2 separate regions of the Homo sapiens genome follow, and region 1 is linked to region 2. Evidence: chromatin loops called from intact Hi-C (ENCODE). Cell type or tissue: HepG2. All regions are shown on one strand. Each heading gives the region's core, and the rest is flanking DNA. Links, peaks and the distances in the headings are about the cores only.

What was found. A loop is a pair of places that touch in the nucleus more often than their neighbours do. Peaks named below come from ENCODE experiments on the same cell type or tissue, not always from the same donor. Only the 100,000 strongest peaks of a DNase experiment are listed, where the experiment ranks them.
Region 1: a loop joins it to region 2, with 17 times the contacts of the local background. A loop is called at or near these places in 4 of 110 quality-filtered maps.

Annotation. Positions count from the first base shown.
Region 1 is chr7:20,168,434-20,178,708 of GRCh38, reverse strand. MACC1 (MET transcriptional regulator MACC1) reads left to right here. Exons shown (of 7, transcript NM_182762.4): 2 at 7,931-7,995. Among named protein-coding and RNA genes, the nearest start is that of MACC1-AS1, 32 kb to the right of the region's middle. In HepG2, for the core only: a CTCF peak has its summit at 5,766 (motif pointing right); a DNase peak (open chromatin) is centred at 5,778.
Region 2 is chr7:20,289,087-20,299,361 of GRCh38, reverse strand. LOC101927769 (a long non-coding RNA gene) reads right to left here and starts at 2,654. Exons shown (of 5, transcript NR_110117.1): 1 at 2,603-2,654; 2 at 965-1,080. In HepG2, for the core only: no CTCF peak of the experiment used is centred there; no DNase peak of the experiment used is centred there.

The DNA of each region.
Region 1 (10,275 bases), core at 1,593-9,592, 120 kb after region 2:
AGAATCGCTTGAACCCGGGAGGCAGAGGTTGCGGTGAGCCGAGATCGCGCCTTTGCACTCCTGCCTGGGCAACAAGAGCGAAACTCCATCTCAAAAAAACAAAAACAAAAAGGTTAATCTGCATAGGTGTACTCCATAGTGAAACTAAAGACTCTCAAGAATTTAGAGAAGTTCTTTAAAATTTAACAGAATGATAAAAAACTGCCTACAAAAGAACACCAACCAGACTGTTGAAGCTGTCTCATCAACACTAATACATGCCGAAAGATAATGAAATAATGTCTTCAAAATGTTGAAGGTATACAACTGTAAACCTTGTTAATTCAGGACAAAAGCATAGAACATAAGAATAATGATGACCACAGAATTGTATAAAATGTAGGCATAAATTGAATCAATTATTCTCTGGAGTGTGTGTGTGTGTGTGTGTGTGTGTGTGTGTGTGTGAAATAAGATTAACATTCTGGGCAGCAATAATAGTGTGAAATTTTTCAATAAGCAGATATTTTTATGATCATTTTTTGTTTTAGAGTATTAGTAAGAAACATAAAATAAATTTATACATTCTTATGAATATTTATAAGTAAGTAGGTAAACTGAGATCTTAAAACTTACTACAAAATGTGTAGAGTTTAAAAACCTGGAATTGGGAACAAGAGGAGCTATTGAACATTTTATTCATCTAATAGAAGGAGGAAATAAATAAAAGTAAAAAAGTAAACACAAAATAAGGTAATGGAGATAAATTTAAAAATCATGTTTTTAAATGATTTTAAAGGGATGGAACTCAACTATTTAAAGGTGAAGACTGCCAGTCAGTGTGAATTGTTTAAAAAAGTCCAACAATTTGGGGCTGGACAACCAGTCAAATGGTTGAAATAAGAAGATGGGAAAAAATATGTCAGGTAAATACTTTATTTCATTGGATTTATGACTTCCCCTGTAAGATGCATTATTATTTTATATAATACCAAAAAAAAAAAAACAACAAAGGCAGCTAAATTCTGAAATTAATTGCATATGCATCATGATTTCAGATATATTAAACTGTGAAAAAAGTGCGTTAAAATGGTAAAGCACAATAATCAAAATAAAGTTTGTATAGCAATATTAATATCACATAAAATATAAATTAGAACAAAAAAGCACTTATAGGGATAAAGAGAAACACCAGAGAAAAACAAAGAAAAAATCCTAAGAAAATATAACCTTCACATACTTATATGGTTTAACAGCAAAGCCCTGAACTGTTTAATATAGGAAGCACAAACTGACTGAATTACAAGAGACTGAGACAATTTCAAAATCATGGTGGGAGATTTTATCACATCAACAGAAACTTAAAAATTAAACAGGTATAAAATAGTTACAAGAATAGAGTGTATTTGAACAGCATAGTTTAAAAAGTTGATATAATTAGATACAAAGAGACAAATTTCAGGCCAAATGTTATCATTTGTTATTTAATTTCAGACATTCTGTGCTTGTGTATTTCCGGTTTTTTGACTTTTTATTTTAAACTAATCATAGAGTCCCAGGAATTTGGAAAGATAGTACAAAATCCTATATACCTTCCATCTAGTTCCCCTAAAGGGACCATCTTACATAACTGTAGCACAATATCAAAACCAGGAAATTGACACTTGTACAAGGTGTGTATGTATAGCTCTTTGACATTTTATCACGTGTAGATTTGTATAACTGCCAGTGCTATTAAGATACAAAACCAGTTCATCACTACAAAGATCTCCCTTGCGGTACCCCTTTATAGTTACATCCACTCCTCTTCCCTTCACCATCCCTATTCTCTGGCACCACTAATCTGCTCGCCATCACTATAATTTTATCATTTAGAGTATGTCATGTAAATGAAATCATACCTTATGCGACTGGCTTGTTTCACACAGCATAATGCCTGAGATGTATCTAAGTTGTTGCATGTGTTAATAGTTTCTTTCATTTTATGGTTGAGTAATATTTCACGGTATGGGTGTAACACAGTTCTTTAAATCATTTACTCACTGAAGGACATTTTGGTTGTTTCCAGTTTGGGGCTATTAAATACTAAGCTGCTATAAACAATTGTGTAAATACATTTCTATGAAAATAAGTTTTCATTTCTCTGGGATAAACATCCAGGGTGATTGCTGGGCACATGGCAAGTTTATGTTGAATTTTTAAAAGACATTGCATAAGGCTAATCTTTTAAATTAACTATTATTTTATCCCTATTTTCAGAGAACTGAGAAACATGATGATTAGTAATACAGGCTTTGAAAACAATAGACTTGATCAATTCAATACGGGTTGAATCTGGCACTGCCATCATCAGCAGTGAGACTTGACAGATTAATTAACCCTGCTACAGTTCTATGCCATTTTATCTCATGTATAGACTTCTCTTTTATTTTTACGAGTTTTATTGAGGTATAATTGATGAAGATTGTATATATTTAAGATGCGCAACATGATGTTTTATGTATATGTTGTAAAATGAAGTTAAATTATACTCTGACCATAAAACAATAGTCTATTCAGAAACCTAAAAATATTCTCTATTAATAAGTTTTGAGAGAACATTTGTTGTACTTAGTAATTTTTTTACAGTTTACAAATCACTATCATCTTTAATATCTCTGACTTGATTTCCACACCTGCCCTATGAAATGGGCACCACAGCATAAACAGAGGCTCAAGAGGTGCAATAATACTGAAGGATATCGAAGAGGTCAGTTGTAGAACCCACTTCTAACACTGATCTCTGATTTTCAGTGTTGTCTTTTCTTTGTAGCCTACAATGGAAATATTTTTATTATTGTTCCAGCTTTATATTTGCTATATTCCAAATAGTTCTAAGGAATTGATTTAAGGCTGCTCCAGCTTCACCGTCAGCAAACATATTAGCATTAGGTTTTATCACTGGGGCCAAGAGTCATGTTAAAATGCTATTTCTTCATCCAAGTAAAGGATAAGAAGGAGAAATAGAAGAAAAGCCTGCTTTCAAGATTAAACACTGTGACAGTCTTCTGGTGACAGGATGAAATGTTACCTAAAATTTTTCTTGGTTATTTACCAGTGCCAGAGGCACAAAACCCCCTAATATATGAATATATAGATATATAGTTTCATGAACATATATGCATATATGCAATTATATGAAAATGCTAATTTTGCAATACATTTGAAAATATATCAAGAGTTATATATATTAGATGCAGATATCTTTGAAAATAACCTATAAGTGTTTTTTTATGTTCTATTGCTTGATCAATTTTTTAAATCTGCCTTTGCCTGTCATATTTTAAAGTTGATGATCCATGAAAAAGAAGAGAAAAACCAAAACATTGATTAAATATGTGTATATATTTTGTACATATTCACACACATTTATTTTATGATATTGGTGGTAACAGATTTCTTTTAATGGTTGTTGGAATAATGGATAGTTTGGAAAATAATGCCATAAATTTTGCATCATATACCAAAATAAAATATTGCCGGGTTAAAGAGTTCATCAAAAAAAGTTAAAGCCATAAGGAATCAGAAGCTAATATAAGTTAATATTCATTTTATCTCAGAGTAGATGATATCTTTCTAACCATAAATATAGAAACAGAGGCCAAGTCAGAAAAGATTTATAGATTTGTCAACATAAAATTAGAATATGACATAAAATATCGTAAATAAAATAGGAGAACTGAGAAGATACTGGGAGATGATATTTGGGATATGTGATATACAACATATGAAGGGTTGATATATTTAGTATTAGAATATTTTTCAAGTTCATCAACAGAAAACTGGGAAAATGGTAGTAAAGGATTTTGCAAAAGCAATACAAAATAACAAATACATTTTTTTAAAATTTAAGGATGTAAATTGTTCTTGAAAGGCAAAGGGAAAAGAGTATTTAAATTAATGTTGATACCGTGAATAGTCATACACAAATGTGAACATTATTTTGCATTCAGAGATACCCACACAGTACATGCTTTTACTATATGCTTTATATTTTCCTTTTTAATAATATTTTATGTGAATAGGGAAATGCCATTTGAAATAATACACACAAAACAAAACATCAATAGTAGATTTTGGGGGTGAGAATTTTATTTTATTCTCGTACTTTTCTTTATTAAAAAACTCTGCAAGCTGTATATGTTTGTATACCCACACAAGGCATTATACCATATAAAATCTTTTATACCTTGCTTTTGCCCATAACATTATAATATCTGCAATTTCCCATATAGTTATATTTTTATAACATTGATTTTGCTGGGGCCATGAAATTTAGTTAACCATTTTAAAATTTCTTTCTCATACCTGAATTCAAACAGTAGATTCATTGTATTTGATCCTAGAAGTTTTAAAATGAACTTCTCACATTCCTTCCCCTGAAATATTTAAGTTTTGCCAGATGCTGATTGGGGAAAGCTTCCCAACACGATTCTTACAGATGAGCTGTCATCTTATTCACTGACAAATTCTGTCTCTTTGTCTTTATACACATATTGCATTATCATTTAATTTTAATAATTACACCAATATTTATTCATAACTTATTCTAGAATTATGCTAAGTGCTGGGGTCCAAAGAGGATTGAGAAAGTCCCTGTGATTCAGGCAACCTCAGATCATCAGGAAGTCACACTTAAGTGCTGAATGTTGTTGTCTGTTCATCCAACTAACCATCCATGAACTTACCTACTTCTTTGAAACCATACACCCAAACCAATTTTTATGAATCAAATCTGAATCTATATACCCAAAGGAAGCAGTTGTCCACGTTATGAACATACTCATGTGACGCAACTGCTCCTCAAAAGACAGGAGAGTTCCTTTAGCCTCACTTTCAGAGCTAGTTTCCCCATCATACCCAAGAGCATCAATCTCAGTGACCCCAGCCAGTACTAAAACAGGTTCATGGCACCATCATTTAAATGAATTTATTACATTTCAGAGACTACTGGTTAGTTGGGCCAAGATGGTATGTGGCTAGGACCCAAGATCAGATTGTCCATTAGCACAATAGGTTTGAAGCAGATAATGCTAGGCAAACACACAATTTTATGAGTGGCTGAGGTCGCACTCTATTTGCAACCCACTTTTTGCATAAGCTAGAGGCAGAACAAGGACTTATGCCAAAGGCAACCTTTACATCACCTTACTATCCAGAAGTGTCACTATCTAGATCTTACAATTCAAAGGGAAAGAAAAGACAAAGATATTGACCCTGACAATCACACTAAGGGAGGAAGAATTTGTCCCTAAAACCTGGAACAAAACTAATCTTTCCTATAATCACAAGGCTATACTAGAAAGGGCCATGCCCCAAGAAAGAGAGCTGTAAATTTTTCCTTTATCATAGTGAAATCCTATGTCTAGCACATAGTCCCGAGACATGTTTGTGCCAGGGTAAGGATGGGCATCTTCAGCTGCCATATATTTTATTATGTTTAATAATATGTTTTTAGAAAACAAAGCAAAACATGTATATTATCACCTCATAATTATGATTTGGTGGCTCTCAATTTATCTCCCAGAAACTTTTTATAAAAATAAATGAAGCCTGGGATCCATCTCGGATTTTTGGGATGATTTCTGGGCATCTGTATTTTTAAAAATAGCTCTGAAATTGATTTTGATGCAGAGGAATGGTTGAGAACCCCAATTTTATACTAAACTGTTTAGGGAAAATGATAAGGAGGTAGAAAGCAAGAACAGGACAAAACTCCTAAACAGCAGTCCAGGAAGACCCCAACCTGGCACCAGGTGGTGCTGTGGGGACAACTCTGAGGCTTTTTCCCGTCTCCCCAGCTGATCACAAGGAACCCACTAGCTTCCCCAGAGCAGCACAGGCTCTCAGCAAGGAGATAGGCTCCTGACCTTGAGTATTCCACCTGCATTAAATAAAGGGGAGATGGAGGAAAAAGGAGAGGAAGAGCTCCTTCTTGGAGAGGTTCACTGTCACTTTGGGCGGTTAAGTGATGGGGTTCAACTTTTAGGTCAATTGAAAGAATTAAAAATGACAGTGATGGACAATTCTGCCTATTCTATTCTGAATGGTTTCTTTTGTATTTTATTTTGTATTTTATTCTGTTTCCACTAGAATTTAACACCTGAAAGTAGAATAACAAAACATAATTAATTTAAACATGAAATTAAAGTCATTCCTATATAGCTCAAATATATATGTGTGTATATATGTGTGTATATATATGTGCGTATATATATTTATATATTTTATTTTCTCCCTCATGATGGTTTAAAATACTTTAAAAATCCATACAGATAGAAAAGAGATTTACATTGAATATTTTACATTCTTTATGTTGGACTACGTACTTATATACTAACATGTTCCTGTAACTGTGGTAACCAGCCATCCTGGTTTGCTCCGGACTGAGAGGTTTGGATTTTAAAACAGGGCAGTCCTGGGCAAACCCAGATCAATGGCAGCTCACCCTGCTTGTAACCCGTATGTTCATTTGGGCAGCTGTGTTTTCCTTTTATTCCTGCTGTTAAGTTGGACTCAATGCCTCTTATTTTACACTATAAATGTTTCCTGAATCAGTGAGTAACATGGATTTTTCTGAAGATTGTGTGGGAGAACTAGATATTAGGGTTGACAATGCATACCTCTCAGTATTTCCCTCAGAATATTCTCATTAGTTATGTCTTTTTATTTCGTATTTCCCTTCTAGGCTACAATCACTTGTCCCAATCCTCAGTCTCCTCAGTTGGTTTCCTTTCTTACCCAGGGCAGTTTTCCTCTCTCAGCTTTTTCCTCCAGACTTCTTGTAACTCACATCATCACTTGATACCGTGTTGAAATAAGTGAAATTTTGAAGATGTAATTGTCTCTGTGAGGCCGAGGTGGGCAGATCACCTGAGGTAGGGAGTTCGAGACCAGCTTGACCTATATGGTGAAACCCTGTCTCTACTAAAATTACAAAAATTAGCTAGGCGTGGTGGTGGGCATCTGTAATCCCAGCTACATGGGAGGCTGAGGCAGAAGAATTGCTTGAACCTGGGAGGTGGAGGTTGCAGCGAGCTGAGATCACACCACTGCACTCCAACCTGGGCGACAGAACGAGACTCCATCTCAAAAAAAAAAAAACAGATATAATTGTCTCTAAGAAAGAAAATAATCAGCCGGGCGTGGTGGCTCATGCCTGTAATCCCAGCACTTTGGGAGGCCGAGGCAGGCGGATCACAAGGTCAGGAGATCGAGACCATCCTGGCTAACACGGTGAAATTCCGTCTCTACTAAAAATATAAAAAAAAATTAGCTGGGCGTGGTGGCGGGCACGTGTAGTCCCAGCTACTCAGGAGGCTGAGGCAGGAAAATGGTGTGAACCTGGGAGGCGGAGCTTGCAGTGAGCCAAGATAGCGCCACTGCACTCCAGCCTGGGCGACAGAGCAAGACTCCACCTCAAAAAAAAAAAAAAGAAAATAAAATAATCTTCCAGTTTCTAGTAATCAGAAATCAGTGGAGCATTAATAATAACAAAAATACTTTTGTTCAGCTGAATCATATATATGTCTATATCAATATCCATCTTTCTCTATCAGTTGTCTATATTTCTGAATAGATATATGCACACATGTATGCGCATTAGTATTTTTCAAGTCACTGCTTTGACAAAGAGTTCATACTGTTGCACACCGTTCTGTTTACAAAAATAACAAATGGAAACAGTGTGATTCCCTGAAACATTAGAAACTAGATGTAATCAATTGTTGAGAATTTAAGGGAAATTCCTGCTGTATGAATTGGATGGTGTGGTGTAATGAGTCTCTCTTTAATCTTACCCATTCTACCAAATTTTATTCATAAGCTCTTTCTCATAGCAAACGTTAGTGCATAAACATTCTGTTTTCACTTAACAGTGACCAAAGATTCATGTTTATTCTCTTTCAAGTAGGTAGCCTTGTCAGATGATATGCAAATGATTCACATCAGTGTTTGAAGTTCAAACCAAGGAAAACTGTGAGTATACACAAAATGTCAGAGTGTTTTTCTCTTGGCAAAGAATGCTGGGAATCTTACGATTAATTCCATACAGTAACAACTCAGCAAGTGTTGGCTAAAAATACTTGCTTTTACTGCAAAAGTACTAACACAAATCTAATTTTAAACGATACAATAATTTTTACATTTTCCCCTTCAGAGAGGTGAAAAGTATTGTCAAGTTGAATAATCTGTTAAGCTAAAATGACAAACTTTCACAGTGTTTATTCTGTTTCCTCTTTTCCAATATTCTTTACATATCTTTGTCAGTAACCACTCATTACATTGTCTAAGACCAACGGAATTGGCACAGAAGTGAAAAACAGAGAAGAATTATCATTTTAAGCAGCAACTGATGTTCATTGGGGATTTATGTTATTTCAATATTTACAACAATTTTTTAAAAAAGCTTTATTGAGATATATTTCACGTATCATTGTAACCACTTTTTGAAGACAATATTTTACCCTCATTTTGTAGATGAGGAAATGGTGCTCAGACCAGTGAATTCATTTCTAAGCATTGGTCTGAAGTTACGTCTGTCTATTTTCAAAGACTGCGTTCTTTCTATTGCACTCCAGTGCCTCTGCTGTGATGAGTCCAGTCACTCTTTTGGCAGGAATCATGGCACTGGTAAAATTTTCTATGAAGGGTGAAGAATAGGATACAGGGTCCCAAGACACAACTTGTAAGCTATCAGAGATTGGAGTCTCAAGACATCTGATTGAGAGGAGAAGATTCTTGAATGGGCCCAGTTGGCAAAGTTATTTCTATATGCACTGGAATAACCAGGAGGGAGAGACCAGAGGAAAAGCAAGGGGTCCTCTTGTGCCACTTTTTATACAGTATTTCATTTGATCCTTATGAACAGCATGTGGGGTTATTATATGTTGATAGTAATACTAATTATTACCTATTTTAGTTTAGTTCTTTACAGATGATAAGTAGAGTTCCAGAAATGTTCAGTATCTTTCCAAGTTTATACTAGAAGGACTGTAACCAGAGAATTGTAACTCCAAAGCCTATATTCTTTCTACTTTACAAAAATGCATTTACATAAAAGAAAGGAAAGACATTGCTGACTGATGACAACCAGTGAGGTCTCCTGATATACTGTCAAGTGTTCTAGGAAGCAGTGGAGCTTTGCAGAGAAAACAAATACAGAATTTGGCTCAGTTTGCTAGAAAAGACCATGCAAGTGAGGACCCTACAGTTACAGCTTTATTAGCCACACTATAAACCCACGTCTTGTCCACCCCTTCTGAATTGGGGGTTGATCTTTATACCTTTTGAAAAGTACAACCCAGAACACGTTTTTTGCACTGAAGGGTACAGGAAAGAAAAATGACTGCAGGTCCATAACTACACAAAGTCATATCCAACTACTCTTGCAATAATTAAACTTGTCCAATCCCAGGGACAAGATTTGTAGCTAATTTATTTCTCAGAGTTTGCTTGAAACATCTATTGCTTAAAGTTAAACCTGAGAGACATATCACTGGGAATATTTTATGGCAACAGTGGGGATTAGGTAAAAGAAGTCATTAAATGTTTTTCACAATGAAAGTACTACAGCTTTGCTCTGTGGCCTTGAAAGTTGGAAATGTATGCTCTTGTGTGGGAGCAGTAACAAAACTGTTTCTGAGGAAAACTGCAGTCCCTATCATGGCACAGCATGCAGAAGTAGAATGATCTTCTGCTCAGGCTACATTTTAGCTACTCATCTCAATTGTCATCTCAAATTTACTCATCTCAATTTTCACAAGAGAACGTGACTCCTATCTTTAACTTAGTGAATTGTTTGGGTCTTCAAAAGAAAAAGCTGCTCTGGATCTTAGGCCTAGAATGTCTCAGTCAGCTCTGACTTGAAAAGTGGAAAGGGAAACTCTGTTGAGAGGAACCAAGCATAGTGGGCTTTACTGGACTAGGTCCTGTCCTTTTGGGATTGTAACCTGACATGTGTGCTTATCTTAGAATAGGGAGGCAGATAGCTGTCTAGCTGGGCCCACTCTTCTCCACCTGACTTGACAGAATTGCCTTTGGGTGAGATGACATCAACACACATTAAGAAAGAGCTCCATTAAAGAGATTTACTGTTGAACATACTGTAAAAGGTGGGACCGAGGATACTGTCCCCAGTAGTTACATGCTCCTCTTCACCCCTCTTTATTCCAGGTATTGCTGGTGCTGCTGTTAAGTGGCTTCTTTGTGTTCTATGATCACTGTGAAGCTTGTAACTAATCATGTTTACCTTATTTT
Region 2 (10,275 bases), core at 841-8,840:
CTTTTTCTTCTCTCTCCCCTTCCTTTGGCCAGCTTCCCAGGACTGGCCAAAGGACTGGCCAGAACTGAATGAAGAATGAGTACAGGATCTGAGGGGCAAACTGAAGATGTCCTGCACATACTTCTAACTCATTTATCACAGGCTTGATTATTATTTTGAAAATGCCTTTTCTATTGTTAAAATTCTCATTTGGTTAGGTTGAGCAATATTATGACAGACTCTTGAATTTATTTTTTAAAATTATGCTAAAGACTTAGTGGTTTCTAAAATGATTTTCTAATGATCTTTGCTGAGATGGTTTCTCGTTAGACTAGAATAACATAACAATGTTTGTGTCACCAATGCAAATGCAGTTTTTACTAACCAATAAGAGCACTGCTAAAATTTATTTTCGGCTTAAAAGAAAATACTATTCTATCTAATTTTATATTAGATGGTCACCAGGAAGCTATGGTGACCATGAAGGCCTCCTGCTGTTTCTTAACTTCTAGCCCATGCCAGTTGGCTCCAGGCTTCAGGGGAATGAACAGTTGTTACAGTTAGCAACAGGCAGTATAGTAAGTATGACTAAATGTGGGGATTCTATTTTGACCACTTATCCCTCAGTGGGACCTGTGGGAATCCTATAGATGCTCATAAGAAACCCGTGGTTGATTAGTGGGATTGTGAGGAATGCTTGCTTCCATCTCTTTCCCCACAGGAGTTAGCTGAAATTCCCCAGTAGCCTCATAACACAAAGGTAGCCCCTTTCAATTCTAAGAGGGAAGAAATAGGGGTTTTCCAGGGGAAAGAAGAATCCCCTGTCTCTTCTACACCATTGTTCAAAATCATAAACAAAGAGACAAAATTACTCAGGTTAGGCCATGTATTTTGTACTTTACACCAGAACACATACCCTGCCATTTCAGAAACTACATCCAGGTAGTCCATTTTTATCAGTTTTGTGCATTAATTTCATTCTTACCGAACAGATTATGGCACTTTAAAAATGTTCTTCAGAAAGATTTCTTTTTCATAGGTGTCTCTGGTAATACTTGCTTCTTGCTTTTCACATTTTGCCACTTCTTCCAACTTCAAAATCTAAATTGGGAGAGCAAATACTTTGGTTAGCACAGACAATATTGCCAGACAGGGAAAATCATTTCTGCCAATGGAAATTTATGAAACCCAGAGGGGAAGCACACTCCTATTATGTTTGAGATGGAGAGTCATCAAATAGAATAATCTATAGGAAAGAATATAGAAAATGAAAATTGTTAGCAGTCTTCAATATCAATTCATTGGCATATATATTAGGGCATATTTTGGTACCACTGAAAAAAAGACTTAAAGTTGTATAAATGTATGGAGCAAACAGTAGGACAATGGTCTTACATAATATTTTATCTACACTTTAAAAAGCATTTTGTGAAAATTTTATTCTCATCCTAGAGTCTTTGTATTTATTACGGGTATAAGAAGCTATTGACGACCCTTACAAAGGCTTATTTGGGCATGAGAGGGTTCTGGAAAGATGGCAGAATAGAAAGCACCAGGCATCCATCTCCCCAGCCAGGCATCTACAGTGGCAGAATCTGTTCGATGTAACCATTTTGGAAATCTGGAATCGAAGGTTTGCAACTTCCAGGAGAAGACATGGATGGTAAATTATGGTTAACTTCAGTCAATGTCAGCTTTTAGCTTGACAGCAGCCACCCACCCCATACCCCCAGATTTGTGGCGGGCAGCTGTGCATGTGTTCTTGGAGCAGCTTACACAGGACTTGCAGGAGCCAAGGTGGGCAATAAGGATCCTATCCTCCAATACTGGAGATCTGTGTTCTAATCACTGATAGCTCCTTCTGATTATGGAAGTACAAACACCAGAGATGGGCATCTGTTACTGTTGTACTTCTCTGAACTTTTGGAAGCCCTTTTCCCTCCAGATGAAGTGACCTCCAGGAGATTTAAAGGGTCAGTATCCCATTCCCCATTCATTTGTCTCTTCTTTCCCTTTTGAGAGCCAGAAAAACTAGGATATTCAAAAGCAATTGCATATATGTGGAAAATTAGAAAGTCACCATAATGCTAGGAACAGGTGGAGGCTCAGAAAAGACCTTGTTTACACGTCAGCCTTATCCTCAGCACAGTAACAGCCTACAACACTCAAATCAAAACAAAACAAAACAAAAATCCGTAAGAAACGCTGAGGAGGGGAATAATCTGATTTCCAGAATTACCACACTACTAGATTTAAATGTCCAGTTTAAAAAAATCATAAGACAAACTAAGAAACAGGAAAGTATGTTTCATTCAGAGGAAAACATGAGCCAACAGAACTGATGGCAGATCTACCATACAAAAACTTTTTAAAAACAGTTGTCTTAAAGATGCTCAAATAACTAAAGAAAAACCTGGAAAAGCCAAGAAAGTTGATGTATGAGCAAAGTGGAAATATAAAGAGAAAGGAAATCTAAAAAGAAACTAAAAAGAAAGTCTGAAGCTAAAAAGTACAGTACAATAGTCCCCTAGTTATCTGTAGCTTTCTTTTCCAGTTTCAATTACCTTCGATCAACCATGGTCCAAAAATATTAAATGGAAAATTCCAAAAATAAAAAACTTACAAGTTTTAAATTGCATGCTATTCTGAATATGTTGGCGAAATCTTTCACTGTCCTACTCCATTCTGCCCAGGATATAAATCATCCCTTTGTCTAGTGTATCCACAGTATACTCTACCTGCCGTGAGTCACTTAGTAGCCATCTCTGTTATCAGATTGATCATTGTTGTATCATAATGCTTGTGTTCAAGTAACCCTTATCTTACTTAATAATGGACCCAAAGTGCAAGAGTAGTGAGGCTGGCAATTCAGATATACCAGAGAGAAACTGTAAAGTGCTTTCTTTAAGTGAAAAGGTGAAAGTTCTTGGCTTAATTAAGAAAGAAAAAAATTGTATGCTGAGGTTGCTAAGATCTGTTGTAAGAATGGATCTTCTAATTATGAAGAAGAAAAATACTTGTACTGGGTTTGCTGTTGCACCTCAAACTGCAAAAGTTGTGGTCACAATGCATTACAATCGTTTAGTTATGATGAAAAATGCATGAAATTTGTGGATGAAAGACATGAACAGAAATGTGTTCTGATTGATGACAATGGGGTTTGGTACTATCTTCAGTTCCAGGCATCCACTGCCTGAAACATCTCCCGTGGAAAATATAGGACCACTGCAACTCAGATGAAAAGTTTTCTAGAGAGATTCCAAGGAAGGTTTGAGAAGTCAAAAGAAGTAATTGGTAAACATGAAGATGGGATCATTGAAATTATTGAATCTGAAGAACAGAAATTTAAAAAGTAAACAAAGTACTAAGGAACCTGTGGTATACTATCAACCGGACCAGCATACACATCTTGGATATTCTAGAAGGAAAAGAGAGAGATAAAAAGTCACAGCATATTTGAAAATTTCCTGAATTTGATGAAGGAAATAAATACAAACATCTAAGAAGCTCCACTTGTATAAAGTACTTATCGTAGTCAAAATCATAAAATAGAAAGTAAAAAGGTGGTTGCCAGGGGCTGCGGGAAGGGAGAATGGGGAGTTATTGTTTAATGGGTACGGAGTTACAGTTTTACAAGATGAAAAGAATTTTGGAGATGAATGGTGTTGATGGTTGTTGCATGACAATATCAATATACAATTGATTCTTGAACAATATGGAGATTAGGAGTGCTGACCCAAAATATACCCACCAACACAGCCAAAAATCCAGATGTAACTTCTGACTCTGCCAAACTTAACTACTAATATCCTGCTTTTGACCAGAAACCTAACCAATAACATAAACAGTTGATTAACACATATGTTGTATGGTACATGTATTACATACTATACTCTTACAATAAAGTAAGCTAAAGAAAAGAAAGCATTTTTAAGAAAATTATAACAAAGAGACAATATATTTACTATTCATTAAGTGGAAGTGGATCATAATAAAGGACTTCATTGTCAATGTCTTCATGTTGTGTAGGCTGAGGAAGAGGAGGGTGAGGAGGGGTTGGTCTTGTTGTCTCAGGAGTGGCAGAGGTGGAAGAGAATACACATATAAGTGGACTCACATAGTTCAAACCCATGTTGTTCAAGGGTTACCTGTGCTAGCAAATTGAATTCAAGAGCCTATTAAAAGTATCCTTCACCATGATTAAGTGGGACTTATCCCTAGAATACAAGGATGGTTCAACATACCCAAATCAATAAATTTGACACAGCATATTAACAAAATGAAAGACCTGAAGACATTCATACTGGATGGCCATGAAATGGGAGGTATAGGTATTTGCTGAAGATGAGAGTGACAGTAATGATCTAGAGGACAATGTAGAGATTTAGGACTGTCCCTGAGGGCATATGAAAGGGAGTTTACCAGGAACAAACCAAATAAAAATGAAAGAATTGAATGAAATGACAAAAAACCATTAGGTATCTAAGTTACAGTCTGCTGTCAAGAGCCAATTAGAAAATGCAAGCACTTTGGCTACACCAAAAAAACCTGGAAGTTAAAAAAAAGTAGTAAATATAATAACAATTTTATTTAATTTACATTAATGTTTCTATCTATAATTCTGATGCACATATGAAAAAGTCAGTAGCATATTAACTTGCCATGAAAAGAATATGTCAGAAATGGAAAAAATGATCTTGATAATATATTGAAAACTTCCTATATTCCTGAAAAAATGAAATTATTAAACAATTTAGGAGCAAGTGCTGTAATTGGACTGAGTTTGAATCCAGACCTCACAACTTGCTAGGCAAACTACTGTATCTCTCTTCCTTTCTCTTTTATCTGTAAGATCAGAGAGAAAATAGTACCATTCTCAATGGAGTTTTGTGAGGACTAGGCAATAATGCAAAGTGGTTATTTTTTAAAACAATAGTTGACATATTAAATACTGAACAAATGTTTAAGTTATTTTTTATTTCTGATACTAATTGTAAAAAACAGTGAAGACAGAAATTTTTCTTTTCTCATGGGAGGGTCATACACATATTTCTCTTGTTCCTGCTGTGCTAACTTTTGTTGGCTTATGTAAATGCTCCTTTGACCATGCAACACTGAGTGTGGCCAACAATAAAAAGGGGTGCTTCCCTTTGGGCTAAGTGCAGGGCCTAGTTCTAGTAAAGAAAAAAGAAGAAGAAAAGACTTTTATTAGTCCACATTTTTCAAGATAAATCACAGTACTTGCCTGAATTTCCAAGGGAAAAGGAGGTTATGATTAACATATAGTTTTATTCTACTAGAAATCAGTACTTCAATGAGTAAAGCTATGACTTTCTAAAAAAGTAGAACGGAGAGTAAAAGTCATTTTTCTAACTTCCCAAATAGTGAATGAAGGTAGAAGCAAGGAAATAATGGATCAAAAGACACAACAGTGAGGTTTTGTATGCTGGGAAGAAGTACACACGACATGGCATGATTTAAGCCACATTTGGAAAATTCTTCAAAAATTATTTTTTCTTTGATCTGATACTCGAGAAGTTAGGTTTGACTATGCTTCTTCTATGCCTCAGGTTCCTTAGAAATTTTTCTACATTGTGAGCATTGTCATTTATTTATTGATTTTTTTTTTTTTACAATGACCTAGTGGTATACTCATGTTAATAGGGCTCTGTGGCTAGCATCTATGGAGATATATCAAGAAAGAAGGTGTAATACAAGACACTGTACTTGAATCATTGCATAACTCCTTCCCTATCATGGAACGGAGGAACAGATACCATGTAAGAAAGCAGTATGGTAGACCAGCAGGTATGTTAAATAAAGAATTAGAAGACTTGGCTTAGATCCAGCTCTGTGACTTCACTCAAAAATCAACCAGCCTCTCAAGGCTTCAGTTTTCTCACAGATAAAAGGTCATAGCAATACCTGCTCCTGGAGTTGCGAGGTTCAGATGGAGTAATGTATTGTGAAAGCAGTTTGTATCTGAAATGCTATAAAATATTATGATAATGTTTATTAATATCCGGTTTTAAAAGAAATTTCCACTTTAAGATCTGATTCTACGAAGAAAATTTCCATCTTGTAAAAATATCAACATCAAAATTAAATTTTCAAAAACACGCAGCAAATACTTTCCATCTTTTTTTAAACAACAACAAAAAAACCCTGAAAACATAAATGTTCACAAGTTCCTGGTGATTCTTCAGTTCTTTATAGTTAAAATCTTATGGATGTAAGTTTTCAAAAATAATCAGAAAATTTCATTAAAAGTAGCAATCTGAGTATATGTGCTTACCTCTCCTGTTTCCGCAAAGGCCATTGAAATGACAAAAAAATATACAACCGAAAGAATAAAATCCCCAACTACTCTGGGACATAATACAGACAGACAGCATAAGGATTTCTGCAAATTAGGAAGAATTTGTATTTAATCTCAAGGAGACACAAGAACAAACACATGGATTAAATGATCCTGCGGTAGACACAGAAAAGTACCGGTAAAGGAAAGTCAAAGTGATTGATTTTTCTCCAATGCATCCTAGAGAGTCGAATCTCGTAGACATCAAGCACTGGATGGTGTTGACTTTCAGGATACTATCAACTTTCTGAGAGAACAGCTTTATAAAAATAACAAGAATCTTCTGGGAGTGGAGAAAAAAAGAAGGTCTTCTAAAGCATGTGCTGGGGAGGATGGAAGTATTTTCACAATGCATTTAAGGTCTCAGGGGTAGGGGGAGAATTCAGTCAGCACAGTTTTTCAGCTTCCACACTATTAAAATTTTGGACAGGACAACTCTTGGTTGCAGATGGTTGTCCTGTGCATTGTCGGATGTTTAGCAACATTTCTGGTCTGGACCCACCAGAAGCCAGAAGTTCCCTTCCCACCTCCTATCAACTGTGATAATGAAGTATGTCTCTGGAAATTGCCTGGGGTAAATATCCACCTGCCCTAACCCCACCCCATCCTACCCCAAGTTGAGAACAGTCAGCCTAGCAGAGTAGGTTGATAAAGTCTTCATCTTAGAATTAAAACATCCTTTGTTCTTTCTTGAGTACTCTTGGAGGCGGGGGGTGTCCCTATTTGTCTGATTGATTCTATTTATGCTCCCCAAAGAAAAAGCCACTGACACAACCCTCAATTCAGATAAATATTTTTCCGTTATTTCTTCTTTATTTTCTTCATCACATTTTTCCTGTTGTCTGCATCTGGAACTCGAGTTGAATGTCAAAGGAGCATATGTACGTTAGCCACATGGCTGACTTTCCCATATAATCTACTCCCTTATTGTTTTACTTTAGTATTTAGAGAATTTATTACACTCTGTCTTCTGGGTTATTTGTTCAGTCTTTATTTAGGTCCATTCTATTAGTCAACTTTTATATTAAATATTTTATTTTAGTAATTTTGTTTTTAGTATATAGGTATTCTAATTTCTCCTTTTCTGAGGCAGCCAGCTCTTGTTTTGTGGATGTAATACTCTTTTGAATCTTAGTGTGGACAATGATTTTTAAAAGTTTTGAAGTTCTTCTTTGTTTCATGTATTACCTGTTTCCTCCAAATCTAGATGTTTAGATGTTTGCTTTATTTGTCTTGATCTTTGTCTTGCATGCTGTTGGTTTTTCTCAAATATTTTGTAATCCTTGGTGATCCCTTCCTAATTTTTCTCTGTTACTAGAATGACTGGTAGTCAGATGCTATGAGTTTCCTCTACAGTTCTACAAGTGTGTTTCTACAGTGGGCCTTTCACCTGATGGAAGGGCTATTGTGGGCACTGTGTCAGTGAGGGGAAGCTATTGCCTTACACACTTTCTCTCAGGATTGGTTGGCACAAAGTAGACAAGCAGTCAAGGGTTCTCACGTTTGGTAAAAGAAGAAAAAAATGCCATTGAGTGTAGAGAGCTTTAGTATATCTTACTGTCAAACGAAGTTGTCTTTCCTTTTGAAAATCACTTCCTCCTCATCCATTGTGGACTTTCTCAATGTTTTTCAGAATTGCCCTCTCTGACATTGATCCTTAACACAAGTCCACTCAAAAAAGATCCCACATTTTGTTTTCAGAGTGCATTGTAAACTTTATCCTAGAGGCAAACTACTATAGCTAACAGCTACAGTTGTATAATGGGGATGGAGAAAGCTATTTCTGCTCCAGTTACAAGAATATTTTTAATTAAATCATCTTTATTTACTTTGGTTAATTAATTAGTTAATATATAAATATATAGTAGTATAATTAGTTGTAAATTAGTATCATAAATTGGATCATAACTCCTCAATTCATTTTTCATCTCTGTGCTCATTCAATCTGAGCTTGGAGTTTTTCTGCACCTCCACCAGGAAAAGTTCTCACTGCAATAGATTTTTTCTGTAGACTGTGAGTTTCTCTCTTTTGGTTTCTGTGTCATTCTTATCCTTTCTACTTTCTATTTATGGAAATCCCTCAACATTTTTGGTCTACTGCTGATACCCTTTTCCTTGTGATTATAATTATGTAACTTCTTTTTTTCATCATTTCAAAATGACTTTGTGAGAAAGGGTATGTAATAATTGAGATCCATCGCATGCAAAACAGCCCCAAGCAGATCTCTCACTGTTCCTGAGACAATTCTCCGATTTCAACCTGTGGAACTTTATCTCTCCATCTTTCTGAGCTGTTACCCTTCGCTGAAATCCTATATTGTTTTGCCAATTATTTTCCATCCTTTAAAGCCCAAGTTAAATTTAATGTCCTTTAAGAAATCAGCTCTTATAGCCACTTTTCCCCCAATTAATTATTATTTTCTCAACTGAACTGGTAAAACACTCATTATTTCTTACTTATTTGGCATTTATCATGCTTATGTTAACTCTGAAGCTTAGTTACCTTTCCAGGTCTACATACCTATCTTCCTGAAAGAATGTCTGCCTTTTGGAAGCAAGTACCCACAAAGAGTTTTAAAACCATTATTGTTAAATAGCCAATGCCTTATTCAAGACAGGTGCTCAAAAATTATCCTAAAAATAATCTACTTTCTTTTAAAAATCCTATAATTATATTGCATCATGTATCACAAGAGAATTTTACTGTTACTAAGTATTTCACTTGGGGACAATGTGTTTAACATTTCCACAGGGATGGGAAAAAAAGGCTGGATTTCCAGTTTGGTTGATTTAGTTTTGCAGCAAACTAATTTTTTATTTTATTTTATTTTATTTATTTATTTTTATTTACTCAGTTTTATTTTTCAATATTGCTATACTGCATTTATAGAGAAAACAATTGAAACAAAATAAAACCGTTAGGTAAATTAGTGGGTTTAAATATTACCGAAGAGGAAATTCACTAGTTTTCTAGTCAGTGGGACTTACCAAGACACACAACTTGTGTCTGAATTTAAATTTACATAATTAAGACAAGACTCAACTTTCTTGAAAATATGTAAGATTGTATTTTGGGGTGAATTAAATCCTGTGAGATATCATATAGAAAACATTTTGATCAGTGTCCTGCAAAACAATTCTTAAACAGTTCTGAATAACATGAGCCTTATTCCTTTTTGGTCAGAAATTAAATTGCTCCAATGTAATTAGCTAGATTTTAAGCACGGTTTTGTTTTTCTGCTAAGAAAGCATTTGTGTACTATATCCTTGCTACCCAAGCTATTATTTCATGTTCATGTCTCAGAAGCTTTAATGTGCACAGGAATCACAGGGGAATCATGTTAAAATGAAGTTTCTTATTTGGTAGTTAGGAAAGAGACTTGAAATTCGAAATTTTAATAAGCTTCCAAGCTGGGCCAATATTGCTCGTGTCCAGGCCACACAACTGAATAGCAAAGCTGTAGATGATACACCTATTATATTTATTCAAATATACCATGCAATTGGCACATTTTCCATTTCATAGTAAGAGACTTATTGTTTAATAGAGAATGCATTCATTAAATAGAATTGAATTAAAAATATATGCATAAACAGCTCTGTGTTGAAAGAAATTTATATCTGAATTTTTGAAGATGCTAAAATAAAAATGTTTTAGGTTCAAATTTTTAAAAAATTAATTTTACCAATGGTTCTAGAAACACATAAAACATCTATGTATCATTGCCATAGATACACTAGTTCTGTTTTTTTTTTTTAACTTTTATTTCAGGTTCTAGGGTACATATACAGGCTTGTTGTATACGTAAGTTGTGTGTCACTGGGGTTTGGTGTACACGTTCTTTCACCACCCAGGTAATAAGCGTAGTATTTAATAGGTAGATTTTTTTATCTTTACCCTCCTCCCTCCCTCCACCCTTAAGCAGGCCCTGGTGTCT